Linked DNA regions of Homo sapiens: all the other regions are linked to region 3. Evidence: chromatin contacts called from ENCODE Hi-C or POLR2A ChIA-PET data. All regions are on one chromosome and are shown on one strand. The core of a region is the stretch at or near the end of the contact, and the rest is flanking DNA. Distances in the headings are between cores, read along the strand shown. Region 1 holds the start of TBXAS1 (thromboxane A synthase 1). Region 2 overlaps TBXAS1 (thromboxane A synthase 1). Region 3 overlaps HIPK2 (homeodomain interacting protein kinase 2).

Region 1 (3,128 bases), core at 547-3,046, 160 kb after region 3:
TATTGAAATGTGAGGTACCATTGCATTCATCGGGCTCTTTGTTGCCTGTGTACTTCTTTGTTTGTTTTTTGCTTTTGTTTTTTAACTTGTATTTTTGTTTTATAGGTCCTGTGTGATTTATGCTTTAAAGAGGTTCTGTTTTGATGTGTTTCCAGGATTTGTTTCAAGATTTAGAACTCCTTTTACCAGTTCTTGTAGTGGTGGCTTGGTAATGACGAATTCTCTCAGGATTTGTTTGTCTGAAAATGACTGTATCTTTCCTTCATATATGGTGCTTAGTTTCACTGGATACAAAATTCTTGGCTGATAATTGGTTTGTTGAGGAGCCGGAAGACAGGGCCCCAATCCCTTCCAGCTTGTAGGTTTTCTGCTGAGAAATCTGCTGTTCATCTGATTGGTTTTCCTTTACAGGTTACCTGGTTCTTCTGTCTCACAGCTCTTAAGATTCTTTCCTTTGTCTCAACTCTGGATAACCTGATGACAATGTGCTGAGGCAAAGATCTTTTTACAATGAATTTCCCATGTGTTCTTTGTACTTCTTGTATTTGGATGTCTAGGTCTCTAGATGGCTGCAGAAGTTTTCCTTGATTCTTCCCCCAAATATGTTTTCCAAGCTTTTAGAATTCTCTTCTTCCTCAGGAACACCAATTATTCTTAGGTTTGGTCATTTAACATAATCCCAGACTTCTTGGAGGCTTTGTTCATATTTTCTTATTCTTTTTTCTTTGTCTTTGTTGAATTGGGTTAATTTGAAGACCTTGTCTTTGAGCTCTGATTTTCTTTCTTCTACTTGTTCAATTCTATTGCTGAGACTTTCCAGAGCATTTCACATTTCTAAAAGTGTGTCCAAAGTTTCCTGAATTTTCAATTATTTTTTCTTTAAGCTATTTCATTGAATATTTCTCCCATTCAATATTGGGGGATTGTGTTGGGAGAGGAGGGTCTCCCTTTCCCACTTCCGCAAATGGGGCACTCACAGTATTTGGAGTGTCTTCTGGGTCCTGCAGGAGCAGTCTGGTTCCTTCAGAGAGTCTGTGGGTCCTTTTGGGATTGCTGGTTTTTTCTTGCAGTTGATCTGGAGCTAAAATTCACCATGGAAGCCTCCAGATGCTGCTCTGTCTGAAGCTGCAATCTAGTCCTGCCACCCAGCCACTATGATCCCCTCCATCTCTCTGTCCACTTTAGTCAGATAAGCTCAAAGCTAGAACAAAGGACCCATATATGAGCCTACGGATCTGCCTTCAAACACTTGAGAAGCCCTCCAACTCACCATGAGAACACTGACCCCAATCGGGATCTTTGCTTTGCTCCAACAGCCAGACACTCAGACAGGTCCTCAGACCCAGCAACTAATGGACTTGGTGGGATGGTTGTCCTCAAAGCAGCCAGCATTTTGATCAGGCTGGCGTCTGGTCCTGTATTTTTCTGGGATATTCAGAATCTCTTGACATGTATCTTCACTTAATTGTGAATTTAAAAAATTATAGATGGATGTAGATATAGATATAGATATAGACATAGAGATAGATATAGATAGACATTTTGGAGAAGAGTCTCTCTTTGAAGACTTCCTCTCAGAGTACAAGTCCGTGGTTACAACCATTTTGTTTCTCAGCAAACATGGGGAAGTTTGCTTTTCTTCTCTGAGGAAGTTAATATAAATGTTTATTGACAGTGCAGTCATCAAGGAATAAAGTTGCTGATTCATTCCTTTACACTGAAACCCTTTGTTGTGCCCTCCTCTTCCTTCCTCTTTATAGGGAGACACTCTGAGAAAGAGCACATTGTGGGGGCCCACTCCATGTGATGTTTGCTTGGTTGCCTGTTCCCTTTTCTACCTGCAGAGCACGGTTCCCATAAGGGCGGCGAGATCAGCCTCCTGTCTCATCTGGAAGACCACCACTCTGGGGTCTCAGAGGAATGATGGAAGCCTTGGGGTTTCTAAAATTGGAAGTGAATGGCCCCATGGTGACGGTGGCCCTGTCAGTGGCTCTCTTGGCCCTCCTGAAATGGTAAGTGCAGCCAGCCCTAGGGACTGTGACAGCGTCAGCCGTCTCACCCTGGAGCCTTGCTGGTGCCATGGCGGGGTATGTGGGAGTGTGTTTTTCTTCTTTTCTAATCTAGCGGGAGTGAGTATTAACACAGCTTCAGAATTAAAAGCAAACAGCCAGGTTAATCTTTTGCTAAAATGCATGAGATTGAAGTGTCAGGAAAGGCTGGTGATTCAGTGACTGAGAACGCTACACATAATTAAGTTTGAAAGAGATGGAAAAAGAAACAAATTGGAAAGGCATTAGGTTTGGGTAGAAGCATTTCCTTGAACCCCGTCATATCTCCTCACCTCATTTTTCTAAAATCCTCTGTCCTTGTTGGATTTACAGTGAATTCAGCCTCTTGGTTCATATTACATTCAAAACAAAACAAGACGTAGGAGCTGTTTGGCAAATGTGGGCCTCTTTGCAGGAAGTCATTGAGGGGGATTTCTGTAGGGTTAAGGACAAAGTGGTAGATCTAATTTCTCATAGTTGATAGAGGGAGATGGATTCTGATGAACATAGTGTGTGCAGCTCCTACAAAATTTGAGACCCTGAAAGGATCTCAAACTTGAACTCCGAGTTGCTCCCCTGTGGTTTTGTTAATTCAACAGCAAATTTTCCTAAGGCTGACTCTGGTGTCTGTAGGTCGAAGGCCTCATAATATGCTACATTTATGCATATTCGCCCTGTCAGTTAAACTTATTAGAGTTACCCATTCAATCAAAAGCACCTGGATTTAGATGGCTCTGGCTTTTGAGGGCAAAGTGAGTGGAAAAAATAATGGAGGACTGGAGTCCGAACAGAATTTTAATTTATGTTTTCAGTAGTAATAAAGCCTTCTCTAGATTAATAACTGGGAAAGCACTTTGAAAAGCATCAAGCATTATGCAAATGTGAGGTATTATTCTTTTGGAATTTGCATAGCTGAGAGTGGAATTCACGTTTGATGTTCTATGATGATGAAATTACTTCTTGGAAATTGGCTCTGAAACCCAGCCTCAGTCCCAGTGCTGTTTTTCTTTTTAACTGGTTTAATTTTTTTTTTGAACTTTTTTATCTCATTGTAGCTTACCTTGGATTGAAACTGGCCAC
Region 2 (3,273 bases), core at 602-3,101, 230 kb after region 3:
GGAGAGAAGTCAGGAGCTCCTGAAGGGCCCCTGCTTGGTTACAAGTGAAGAAGCTTAAACTTGCTTCAAATGATGGAGAACCACTAGAGATTTATAGGGAATAGAACGACACAGTCAGCTTCTGTTTTACAAAGGTGATTGGCCTTGGCGGGAGGGTTGGTTTGGAGACAGAGAGCTTCACTGGGAGCTCCTCAGTGGTCCAGGCGAGAGAGACAGGGCCTGAAGCCAGTTGGCATTAGACGTTGGAGCTGGAATACAGCACACTGCGTTGACATCATGGAATTCCCACTGCATGCTTAACACCATAATGAACACTAGACATCAAAGATAAGAAGACAAGATGTGTTTCCACCACTCACAAACGAGCAGAAAGACAGTCAGGAAAAAAATTACAATTACTAGAGAACCACTAGGAGTCAACCAGGCAAGAAAAGAGGAGCCGTTCCAGGCAAGGCAGGGGGAACAGCATGTGCAAAGGCATGGGAGTGAGAGATCATGGAGGGTTTCAGTCGGTATGATCAGGATTGGCTCTTGGCGGTGGGGTGGGGAGGGGGACCGGGGGCAGGCAGGCGGGGGGAATAAGGAGGCACAAGGCCAAAGAACAAGGCAGGGAGCAGGGTGTGAAGGACATCATGTGCCACATGCTAAAGACTTGGCAAACCATTGAAGGGTGTTCAGTAAAGAAGCAGCATACTCAGATTTGCACTTTACCAAGTCCTAGGTGGATAAGTGGAGTTGGGGCCCACATGTGGACAAGCAGCAGGTCAGAATGATGGAGACAGAAACCTCTGAGTGGGAGGTCCAAAGTCTGGCCAGGAAGAGGACCAGGGATTGTACCAGCCTGAAAAGGGCAAAAGAAAGTTGCTGAACAGGCTCTACAAACTCCTGAAAGGGGAGGGGCTGAGAAAGCGCTGGTTCGGTCCATTGATCTCTGCAGGGCTCTGTGAATTCAGGGTGGACCCCAGGCATGAGTACTCTGAGGGTAACATGGGCAGATGTTGCCTGACCCTGCTCAGAGTGACAGACAGGAGCCCTGGGAAAGCAACTCCAGACTCCATGGCCTATGACTGTGTCACTGGCTCCTCAAGAAAACTCTCCCTGGTAGCTGAGTCTGCTCTGTCATTCAGCTGACTCAAGCCTCTTGCTCTAATGACAGACGGGAGAGCTGACCCAAAAGGGAAAGACACTCCATGAGCCAAGCAGGGACAGAGCCCCAGGACTCTGGGGACCCTGCTTTCTCCATGGCACCCTGTGGACCATCCAGCCCCGGAGGAGCGCCTGTGAGTCAAATGCCCAGGTACTCCCAGCACTGGACTTCTCCTTAACTTTCTCTGAACTTTCTGGAAGTTGAGCATCTCAGACACTCACAACTGTGATCTGCAGTAGCGTCTACCCCTTTCCTCACTGAGCCTCCTGCCGCTTCCACATGGACATTCCATGGCAAAGGTCAGACTTGAGGGTAGGACAGCAGCTACCCTGTTAGCATCCTCAGCCTGCTGGGAAATAAAACTGTCACGGAGACAAGAAGTTCTCAGATGCTTGGCATTTAGCAGTTGTCAGAGGAGCTGAAAGCCCTCATCAGTTCTACCTGAAAATCAGAAGTTTCCCAACGTGCATGGCTTTTTTTTTTTTTTTTTTTTTTTTTTTTTTTTGAGACAGAGTCTTGCTCTTGTCACCCAGGCTGGAAAGCAATGGCGCAATTTTTGTACTTTTAGTAGAGACGGGGTTTCGCCATGTTGGCCAGGCTGGTCTCAAAATCCTGACCTCAGGTGATCCGCAAGTGCTGGGATTACAGGCGTGAGCCACTACGCCCGGCCTGTGCATGCCTTTCTGTTCCTTCTGCTGATGTGGGGGGTGTTGGGCTCCTGTCAGGGGCCTCCTGATGCCCCGTTGGGGCACTTCCTCGCTCAGCTTCCTCGTCCCTGACAAAGTGGCAGCAGCAGGGTGTGGCCCATGGAAGGTGACCATGACCAGCATTTTCATTAAACTTTACTGTTCGGACAAACTATTCTCATCTGACCTCATAACGGTCTCTTTAATCATAGGAACAGTTTCAAGAAGGTTGATTTGCTCAAGGTGATACAGCTGTTAAATTACAGGACAAAGCCTTGAGCCCAAGTTCCTAAGACTCTCTGACACCTGCAACTGTGGCACTGCCAGCCGCCACTCTGCCTCTGACAGTCTCGGGGGACCAATCCAGTGACAAATTCTCCCTCTCCTTTTTTTTTTTCATTGCAGAAGTCACATGCGCTCATTATAAAACACTGAACGTTCAAGGAATAGATAAGATGAAAAGGACAGTGCCCCATAATTTCCTGCTCCAGATCTATGCCCTGTAAGCCAGGGGTCTGACACAGAGTATGTGCTCAATAAATGCTTTCTGAAGGGACTAGTTAATAGAAAGACCGACTATAATTTATTAACAGAGCTCCCCATACTATTTTACAATGTGCTTTTCCATTTGGCTGGGTCATTTGGACATTTTTTCATGTCGGTGCCTGTAGGTGACCCCCTGCCCACCACCACCAGGAACAGTCTATAGCTCGGTCACCCCTAACAGGGGCAGGCCTTCTGGAACAAGGCCAGGCAGCCCCCAGGCTAATCCCAACAGTCTATTCTACTTAAGTTCCCAGAAGGCGGCTGTGAACTATTTTGGTTTAACTGACTGGTCAGTTTCAAAAAAGAGAGAAAACCACTAATTAAACAAGTCAAACAAGTGGTTATTTTTGTCTACACAATACTTCACTGATTTGCCTACATTTTCTCTTCAACCAGGTGCTTTGGAGTTGAATAAGTGAATTCTTAATTGCATAGCTAAATGTAGATGAATAACTGGTTAAGAATTTCTTGCCCGGAAAGGAGTCTATATGTAAGTTTGGATTAGAGTGAACCAAGGCCTTACCTCTTTAATTGGGCTGGGGGTTTTCTGGTCCATTAAGCAAGAATATGCTCTAAATCTCCACCTTTGAAAGCCACAGTCTGCACAGCTGGGAGCCTGCCTGCTTTCCCTTGCACACCTACCCAGCACTGGAGCGGGTTCAAAGACAGGCCACCCGAGCTAAGAGCAGTCACTGGAATAGATGACAGCATGCTCACCACCAAGGACCTGGGCTGGGGTCAAGTCCCTGTCTTGGGCAAGTGACTTTGCCTCTCTAAGTCTCAGTTTCTTATTCTGAAAAGTGGATAAAATAATGTCCTCATCCATTTTCTATGAGAATTACATGAGGAAATACAGGCAATGCACTTAGAATGAAGCCTGGTCAATAGTAAACC
Region 3 (3,171 bases), core at 1-2,500:
GTTCAAGCAATTCTCCTGCCTCATCCTTCCAAGTAGCTGGGATTACAGGCGCACGCCACCACCCCAGCTAATTTTTTTGCATTTTTAGTAGAGACAGGGTTTCACCATGTTGGCCAGGCTGGTCTCGAACGACCTCAGGTGATCTGCCTGCCTCGGCCTCCCAAAGTGCTGGGATTATAGGTGTGCGCCACTGCACCCGGCTGAGAATCAAGTTTTAATGAAGTGACTTTAATGCATTTATGAGAAATGGTCATCACTAAAATCTAAGCCTTGAATGTGATAGTTCAGATTCAAGGCAAAGAATTTTTTAATTCCTCCCATTTGTTTGCTACTTATACCTCTGGTTTAAAAAGATACATCTGAAGTTTAACATTATATGATTCTAGATTTTTATAAAAGATTTTTATGAGTTTCTTATAGTTTATGTCTATAGCTTACTCATTCATTGTTCAATATTTATCTAGTGACCACAGTGTATGCTGAACACTGATTTAGATGCTAAAGATAATGCAGGGAATAAAACAGATGATTCGCCTACAGATGACTCCCTGCCCTCACGGAATTTACATCTACCTCATAACACTTGAAGATAAGTAGAATTGATTAGCTAGTGATTTAGTTACCTGAAAATCAAATGCTACATTTATGTAAGTTGGCATGAAATTATAAAATATCTTTCATAGCGAGGACCAGTCAAGATGATAAAAACTACTGGGTAAGTTCTAAATATGTCATACCAAGTAACCATTAACTATTTGTAAAAAAAATGGTCAGTTTAAGTCTTGACTTAGAACATGAAGACTTCAAAAAAAATAATTACAAGTAACTTTTTTTTTTGAGATGGAGTTTCGCTCTTGTAGCTCCAGCTGGAGTGCAATGGCGCGATCTCGGCTCACTGCAACCTCTGCCTCCTGGGTTCAGGTGATTCTCCTGCCTCAGCCTCCTGAGTAGCTACAGGCGCTGCCACCACGCCCGCCTAATTTTTTGTATTTTCAGTAGTGATGGGGTTTCGCCATGTTGGCCAGGCTGGTCTCGAACTCCTGACCTCAGGTGATCCACCCGCTTCAGCCTCCCAAAGTGCTGGGATTACAGGCATGAGCCACCGCGCCTGGCCACAAGTAACATTTTTATTCACTTCTGGTGATTAATTAGAATCACTGAACCAGAATCATAGTTTATTTAATCATCGCAGGTTGTCTTCTACATGACTACCTCATCTTTAACTTCTGTATTAATAAAGAATTTGCACTTTCACTATTCTCAGTCATGGTATGACTCAATGTTTTAGAACTTAGTATCCTCCTTGCAAAAAGTAATGCGAGCTGGAACAAAGCCCATAAGGTAACATTTACCACCTGGAACAATCAAAACAAATATTTTAACAGCAATAGATTTGTGGAGGACAGAAAGTCCTAGTGGCTAGAACAGTGGTGATTAGAAAAGCAGTGGTTAGAACTTTTTTTTTTTTTTTAATGAAAAAGATGGGAGGGAAGATGGCCACTAAATTGTATTTGAAACCAAAAGAAGTGACCCATCTGCTCTGGGGCCCGTGGAGAGAGAAGAGAGTGCAGATTACGAACTGGGAATGCAGAAGACAGAAAGATGATCAGCTGGAAACAAACTGAAGGAGTGTGTTGGCTAGCAACACATAATGAGAGTAGGGGCAGGCTTCTGACCTTGATGGTGGCGGAGCCGCATTCTCTCGCATAATCTGTCAGTTCTCTCTCTCTCTTACAGGAGACCAGCCTGTCTGGGAAAAAGTCACTTAGCTACCAATGCCTCTGAGCATACGGCCAAATTCCCCCAACCTCCTCTCTGATCAGCTTCTGCCTCTTTTTGTAACACTAAGTGGGTTGGGGAAGCCCCTGGAGGCTGAGGGCTGTCATAGGCCATCTGTGTGAGGACTCCCAGGGGCTGAGGGAGCTGTGAGGAGGGACGTAGAGACTGGGCTGACACCAGGTGCTTACCATTATCATGTAAGTTCTCTAACTGTTTCATGTGGGGTCTTCCCTATCCTTCTACCTACAGTGATGGTAGGTAACCTGAAGAAGTCTGACTTTTTAAAATTGGCACAGAGCAAAGCCCATTCCTAAGGAATGTTAAAAAATTTGCTGACTTTGGACAGGGCGTGGTGGCTCACATCTGTAATCCCAGCACTTTGGGAGGGTGAGCCAGGTGGATCACTTGAGGTCAGGAGTTCAAGACCAGCCTGGCCACCATGGTGAAACCCTATCTGTACTAAAAAAAAAAAAAAAAAAAAAAAAAAAAAAAAAATTAGCTAGGCAGACTGCAGACTACGCCTGTAGTCCCAGCAACTCGGGAGGCTGAGGCAGAACAATCGTTTGAGCTGAGGAGGCAGAGGTTGCAGTGAGATGAGCCTACTGCACTTCAGCCCGGATGACAGAGTGAGACTGTCTCAAAAAAAAAAAAAAGAAAAATTTGCTGACTTTTGGCTGGAGATTTTAATTACAAATATAGTAGAGAAGTTAAGATTAATATATAAAAAAGACGGTGCCAATAACTAAATGTTGTGCGGCACTTTTTAGTTTATAAGGAATCTTCCCTACATCATCTCATTTGGTGCTCAGAGCTGTGGTGGGGAAGGCCTCTCATCAGCTCAGATTTGACACACCTAATGTGGAGTGAGGTGGGTGTTTGGTTTTTCAATCTTTTAATTCTTTTCCATTATTCCACACATAAAGCAATAAGAAAAATTAAATGCTAAGCCGTATGGTATTGATTAGGTAAAACGGTGACTTAAAGGAGAGCTCGGTAGTGTCAGAAGAGCGCAAATCCATCCTGGGGATGAGATGCGTGCTGAGCCTGAAAGAGCAAGGTTTTAAACGGAAGGCCTTCCACCTGTGGAGAGGGCAGGAAGAAAGGCATGAGGATGGGAAGCAGACAGGCTACGTGGGAAAGGCGAGAACAGATTCCAGGCAGCATGGTGCTAGCCCAAAGCAGCAAACCTGGCATGGACCAAATTCTGGCTCCTTTCCACGAAAGGAAGAAAAATGAACACAGTAATCTATTAATCAATTAGTCTTCTGTTTTCGACTTCAATTCCCAGAGCTAATTAATCACTTCATTAAGTAGGAGATTCTCTCTTGGTTTAGGTCATTAATGAATATTACTAAGTAAAGCCTGGTTTATATTTCTAAAACTTTTGCATTT

What was found. Hi-C counts contacts between places; a loop is a spot of excess contacts on that map. ChIA-PET counts read pairs that join two places held with the same protein, here RNA polymerase II (POLR2A). Pooled maps may share reads with other maps.
Region 1: a pooled map shows a loop between it and region 3 (3-fold over the local background). The contact joins the promoter of TBXAS1 here to the enhancer-like site in region 3. A Hi-C loop is called at or near these places in 7 of 50 pooled maps. POLR2A ChIA-PET finds 5 or more read pairs at or near these places in 5 of 52 experiments (OCI-LY7, T-cell, activated CD4-positive, alpha-beta T cell and 2 more).
Region 2: a pooled map shows a loop between it and region 3 (2.5-fold over the local background). The contact joins two enhancer-like sites. A Hi-C loop is called at or near these places in 2 of 50 pooled maps. POLR2A ChIA-PET finds 5 or more read pairs at or near these places in 6 of 52 experiments (AG04449, GM10248, OCI-LY7 and 3 more).

The regions. Positions count from the first base shown.
Region 1 is chr7:139,827,468-139,830,595 of GRCh38, forward strand. It overlaps TBXAS1 (thromboxane A synthase 1), which reads left to right and starts at 1,797. Exons shown (of 13, transcript NM_001061.7): 1 at 1,797-2,012. The coding sequence starts at 1,924. RefSeq lists an enhancer at 1,470-2,669.
Region 2 is chr7:139,896,794-139,900,066 of GRCh38, forward strand. All of the region lies in intron 3 of TBXAS1 (thromboxane A synthase 1), which reads left to right. Among named protein-coding and RNA genes, the nearest start is that of TBXAS1, 69 kb to the left of the region's middle. Within about 2 kb of position 1,852, at least 2 of the 41 ENCODE cell types and tissues checked have a DNase peak (open chromatin) inside an H3K27ac peak, as active enhancers do.
Region 3 is chr7:139,671,646-139,674,816 of GRCh38, forward strand. All of the region lies in intron 2 of HIPK2 (homeodomain interacting protein kinase 2), which reads right to left. Among named protein-coding and RNA genes, the nearest start is that of HIPK2, 100 kb to the right of the region's middle. RefSeq lists a silencer at 1,111-1,260. Within about 2 kb of position 1,251, at least 5 of the 41 ENCODE cell types and tissues checked have a DNase peak (open chromatin) inside an H3K27ac peak, as active enhancers do.